2 separate regions of the Homo sapiens genome follow, and region 1 is linked to region 2. The links are chromatin loops, found by intact Hi-C in ENCODE. Cell type or tissue: MCF 10A. All regions are shown on one strand. Links, peaks and the distances in the headings refer to the core of each region. The heading gives the core; the rest is flanking DNA.

Region 1 (2,926 bases), core at 212-2,711, 260 kb before region 2:
GGTAGCCCACTAGTCACATTTGGCTACTGGCCACTTAAAATGTGGTTAGTGAAAGCTAAATTTTAAATTTTATTAGATTTTAATTAATTCAAAATTAAATGTAGTTAGTCACATGTAGCTAGTGGTTACCACAATGGATACCACAGTTCCAGAAACTTTATTGATTTACCTTTAAAATTTAGGTCTGTGATCCAATGGAAATGATTTTATGAGATGGTCATGATTAGCAATTTGTTTTTTAAATACAGATATACAGTTAACCCAGATCTATTATTGAAAAGATCATTTTTTAACCCATTGAACTAGTGGCAACCTTGTCATAAATCAGGCAGCCCTAATAAGTCTGTTTCTGGATTCCATTCTGATCCATTAGTCTTCATCCTTGCACTGACGCCACGCTGTTTTAATTACTGCAGTTTGAACTCTGAGAATATAACCTCTCTGACTTTGTGGTACTTCTTCAGAGTTGTCTTGAGTATTCTGCGTCCTTTGTATTTCTGTATCAGTTTTAGAATTGATCTGTCAATTTCCATTAAAAACCTGCTGATATTTTGATTGAGATTATATTGATTGTATAAATCACTTTGGAGAGAATTGACATCTTTATAATATTGAGTCTTCCAATCCATGAAAATGATATATCCCTCTACTTTGTTCTCTTAGTAATGGTTTATAATTTTCTGGAGGAAGTCTTATCCATCTTTTGATGTTCATCTCTACGTATTTGATGGGTTTTGATGCTATTGCAGATGGTATACTTTCAATGTTCATTTTCTAATTATTTTTGCTAGTATATAGAAATATAATTTTTTAGTTTTTTCGAGACAGGGTTTGGCTCTGTTACTCAGACTGGAGTGCAGTGGTGTGATCTCAGCTCACTGCACCCTCCACCTCCCAGGCTCAAGCGATCCTCCCACCTCAGCCTCTGAGTAGCTGGGACTACAGGTGCAGGCAACCACGCCTGGCTAATTTTTCTATTTTTAGTAGAGACGGAGTTTCATCATGTTGCCCAGGGTGGTTCTGCTTAGGTTTTTAACCTCTTAACCGCTGTTTTCTGCTTGGCTAAGAAAGCTCTTCCTTCTTGTATGTACTGGTTAGGAATCGGCAAATACCTTAAGGGGAAATTGTATGCAGAGGGTTGGACTTTCCTCTCTGCCATACCATTTTTAATTTGGATCTTGGCCCTCTTCCTTAAGTTTAGGCTGCCTTGGAAGCCCTGAATTCTAAGTTTTGTTTCTCTCATTCAGTGAGAATGCCGTGAGCGATAGGTGGCAGTTTCTGCTTACCCTCTGGGCTCTGCACTGCAAATTGGTAAATGCCCCAAGGAGGCAGAGTGGGTGAAATTTAGGGCTTACTTTAATGTTCAGGGCATTGCTCTTCTGTCAGGATCCCTGCCCCTAAAATTCCTCCTGCTTTGGTTTGTTCATCAGTGTCTTCAATCGACTGTGCTCTTTAATTTTATCTAGCTTTTATAGAAGTTCTCAATGGAAAGGTTGGTAGAATAAAATTCACTTTGTCCAACACAGAGTGGATGTCTAAATGTTAACATTTTAATGGATATTCATTCTGTTTCCTTTAATGTGCTTATGTTTTTATGTCTGTGAGCATGCTGTTTATACAAGTTTGGGTTTTGGTCCTGATTTTATATTGTCATACACAGCAGTTTCTTGAACCATTTCTCTTGTATTTGGGCAGTAGGGTGTTTCTTTTATTTTCCTTTTTAAAAAAATCTTTTTTTAAGTTTATATTTTCCTTTTTATAAATGATGTTCTCAGGAGCATTTTTTTCTACAAAAAGCCTTTTTTTTGATTTGGGGTTATTTTCTTAAAAGGTAGGATTTCTAATTTATTTTTGTTGTGGTTTTCTCTGATACTCTGGGTCATTATTCCTGGCATACTGAAATTTAACAATAATGTGGCTTTGTTTGGGTCTTCCATCCATTGATCTTGCCTTTTTTGGGCCTTTCAACCTACAAACTCCTGAGTCTCAGTTCTGGAATGTTTTCTTGCCTTCCTTTCCATTCTCTTTGCTCTTTCTTCTTCAAAGCTTTTTGGTAGTTTTGAGACCTCCTGGATCTGTAATTGTAATCCTATTTTCCTTATTATTATTGTTTTCTATTTTCTGGTAGATTTTTCTATTTTGTCATTCAAATCGGTTGAATTTTTATTTTTATATTTTATATTTTAAAATGCTTTTTAAAAATTTACTGAATTTTTCTTTTTTATACCTTCTTGTTTCAATATATTGCCATATTTTTTCTTTTTTCTGAGTATATTAATTATGTCCCTCCCTTATGTCTCCTTCCTTTTCTCTGTCACCTCAGCATTCCCTTTTTCTCCTGTATATTTGTATTGGTCTTTAACTTTTAGGTTCAAGGCTTTCATCAGATGTTGGGCAGGCTTTGGCTCTCTTTGTATTTAAGAGCAAGACCCCTGAAAGCAAATTGGGAGCTCTATATGAGGGGCAGTGTTGATGAGTGGTTTCACCATAGGGTGTTAAGGTGGTGCACCGCCTTTGCAATGGAGGATGCTGTAATACAATGTCAGGATGGAGGGGCATTTTCTCTTGTGTTGGTCAGTTTCCCCAGAAAGGAACCTCCAATCTCTTGCCTGGGGGTGACCGTGGGGTATGCAGTATACCTGGTGGCAAGTGTTCCAGGAGTAAAATGGAGAGAGGTTTTATGGTTCACAAGGCCGCCGACTCACTTAACTTCCTGTATGAGCTTTCCTCAGCTGGGCAGCCCCAGAGAGTAAATCTCCAGAGTTCTGCTGGGTGAGAGGAGGATTCTGGTGGACTCACTGTTCTTTACACAAGCTCTCAACTAGTCCTCCTACTTTCACCCCCTCCCTCCACTCCAGCCTTCAGGATATGTATCTGCAAGGCCCTGAGCCTTTCCAGGTTTCCGGCTGTGAGCTGGCTGCTTCTT
Region 2 (2,926 bases), core at 163-2,662:
ATTCCTACTAAACAAGAAACTCTTTTATGACCTCAGAAACTGTGTGTATGTTTTTTGGTGGGTTTTTTTTTGGGGGGGGGGGAGGGTGTAGGGGGGGTGGTATCTAACTGGCAAGATTTCAGACAGTAGAAAGTTATATTTTAGATTTTAGAACAGGCAGCACTAGGCAAGGTGTTAAGTCCACCCCAGCCAGCTCTTATTCTAAGACATTCTTCCTTTTCCATTTCTTTCTTTCCTCTACTTCTGCACCCAGGAAAAACTCAGGTTTTTGTTTTGCTTCGTTTTTCTTTACAACATTTAGAGATGCAAGGGAAAGAGGGTGGGAAAGCAGCAATCATTTGGATTGAAAATGCTACTCTGAAAGTTAGAGACTGCTTATGTACACTGCTCTTGAGAGCTAAAATAATTTATACTTTCCAGCCACAGAAAATAGGCATGTTTTTTAAAAAATAAGAAACAATTATAGCTACACAGTAGTTTTAAGCTTATTTCAAAATTTAACTATTCTGAGCTACACAAAGGTATGAAATTAACATGTTTCAATACTGAAAGGAGTTAATTTTTAAAACCCTACCATATGCTGTAATATAATGCCCTCTATGGACTAAATTACAGCACTTCAACATTACTGAATTAAATCTTAAGAACTGGAAAAAGATTTTAGTCTAGAAAATGAATGACAGTACAAGTTAAAATAGCAAAACAACGAGCATTTTAAAGTCTATAAAAAATTTAACATAAGGTACCAAAAATGAATACTAAAATTCATAAACTGAAAGTGACACTATTTATGAAAACTAATATGCTAACTTCTTACATTATAATCTAAAACATACAAATATTCTTAAACACCCAAAGCATTTTTAAAAATTTTTTATATAAAAATATGAAACACTTCACAAATTCTATGCGTCATTCTTGTGCAGGGGCTATGCTAATCTTCTCTGTATAATTCCAATTTTAGTATGTGCTGCTGAAGCAAGCATTTTTTTTTTTTTGGAGACAGAGTCTCGCTCTGTCACCAGGCTGGAATGCAGTGGCACGATCTTGGCTCACTGCAACCTCCACCTCCCGGGTTCAAGTGATTCTCCTGCCTAGCCTCCCAAGTGGCTGGGACTACAGGTGCGTGCCACCAAGCCCAGCTAATTTTTGTATTTTTAGTAGAGACGAGGATTCACCATGTTGGCCAGGATGGTCTGGATCTCCTGACCTCGTGATCTGCCCGCCTTAGCCTCCCAAAGTGCTGGGATTACAGACGTGAGCCACTGCACCTGGCCTCAAGCACGCATTTTTAAATTCTGAATTCAAGAATTAATAGTCACTAGGCCCTAAACAGATCTTCTTAAACTTTAATGTCTTCATTTAAGTATCCAGGTTTGGGGGGAATCTTTAAGGTCATTTCATAATGTTTATAGTAGTATGATTAAAGCATTTGTTTGATTTGGTACAAGATGTCAATATTCAAAATTGTTTATAAAAATTTTAAACTCATCTGTTAGTGCAAAACGATATTCACAGCTCGCTAAATTTCTCTGTCCAACTGAATTTATTCCACATAGTCAATTATAGATCATTCCACAGACTTGATCTTCCATCTGCAACACTAGATGGCACCAACACCCGTAGTCTACAGTTGATTGCCCAGTTCATGGAAGGCAATCTGGCAAACATTAACTTTCTGGCTTTTCCACAAGATTGCTGCCTGGCCCTAGGCAGCTAGATCAGAGTATGGGAATAGGAAAACAACTCTAACACCAAAAAAATACGTGGGGCAAAATAATCCCTAATCGGAATCCAAAATCAATTTTAAATAGATCAGAACTAAGTGTAAAATTAAAACTATAAGTAAATAAAAAATATATTTTCCTTTGTGAAAACTGAAAATGTCCACTGAAATGTAAACTAAAAATCTTTTAGAAAACTGAGGGAAAACTATAACACAAGAGTTTACATCCTTTATATGTAAAGAACTCTCATAAAATCAGGGAAAAAAATGAACACCTACATTTAAAAATGGGCAAAGAGTATGAACAAGCAAAAATCACAGAAGAAATACAAACTGCCAACATGTTCACATTCACTAATAATCAAAGATCAAAAAAGCAAGTACTACTTGCACCTATCAAACTGGTAAAGGGCTTTTAAAAAATACCTAGTACAGAATGTCCAGAAGAATATTTAAGGAACGAGTCATAGTAGATAACTCTAGGAAACAGCACTAGGCAGCTGGACAACAGAGAGAGAGGAAGAAGTGTGACTGTCACTGTACTTTCTGCATTTTGTATAATGTAAAAATATTATCTATCAAAAAATAAGCAATATGAATTGTTGGTGAAAGTAGAGAAATGGGTGTTTTCTTCTTCTGATAAAAGGGTAAAAATTAGTACAACTTTTCTGGTGGCCAATTTTTATACAAACCCTTATAAATGCTCATACCCACTAACCTAGGTTTTTATTTCAAATTGATTTATGGAAAATAATTCAGGGATATGTAAGACATATTTAAATATAAAGAGGTTAATAGCATTATTTATCAATAACAAAGGAACAATCTAAGGGTCCAACAATAGCAAAGTGACTGGTTAAACTATACCCATACTAAGGAACACTAAGTACAAAAAATCAGCAGCAAAATATTTAAAGACATGGAAATGTTTGCATTATATAAGACATTACTAAAGTTTTTAAAAGCTTATAAACAATATATAGAGTATGATTCCAATTTCATAAAACACTATTACATTCTTAAAAATACACATATGCGGCCAGGTGCGCTGGTTCATGCCTTTAATCCCAGCACTTTGGGAGGCCAAGGTGGGCAGATCACTTAAGGTCAGGAGTTCTGGACCAGCTTAGCCAACATGGTGAAACCCTGTCTCTACTAAAAATACAAAAATTAGCCAGGCACGGTGGCCCACACCTGTAA

The links. Hi-C counts contacts between places; a loop is a spot of excess contacts. Peaks named below come from ENCODE experiments on the same cell type or tissue, not always from the same donor. Only the 100,000 strongest peaks of a DNase experiment are listed, where the experiment ranks them.
Region 1: it touches region 2 in a loop (6-fold over the local background); 3 of 110 quality-filtered maps call a loop at or near these places.

Annotation. Positions count from the first base shown.
Region 1 is chr2:54,754,858-54,757,783 of GRCh38, forward strand. The region is part of intron 2 of EML6 (EMAP like 6); the gene reads left to right. Among named protein-coding and RNA genes, the nearest start is that of EML6-AS1, 5.3 kb to the left of the region's middle. RefSeq lists an enhancer at 855-924. In MCF 10A, for the core only: a CTCF peak has its summit at 1,265; no DNase peak of the experiment used is centred there.
Region 2 is chr2:55,013,538-55,016,463 of GRCh38, forward strand. The region is part of intron 3 of RTN4 (reticulon 4); the gene reads right to left. It also overlaps the pseudogene RNU6-433P. Among named protein-coding and RNA genes, the nearest start is that of RTN4, 35 kb to the right of the region's middle. In MCF 10A, for the core only: CTCF peaks have their summits at 528 and 1,600 (motif pointing right); a DNase peak (open chromatin) is centred at 1,634.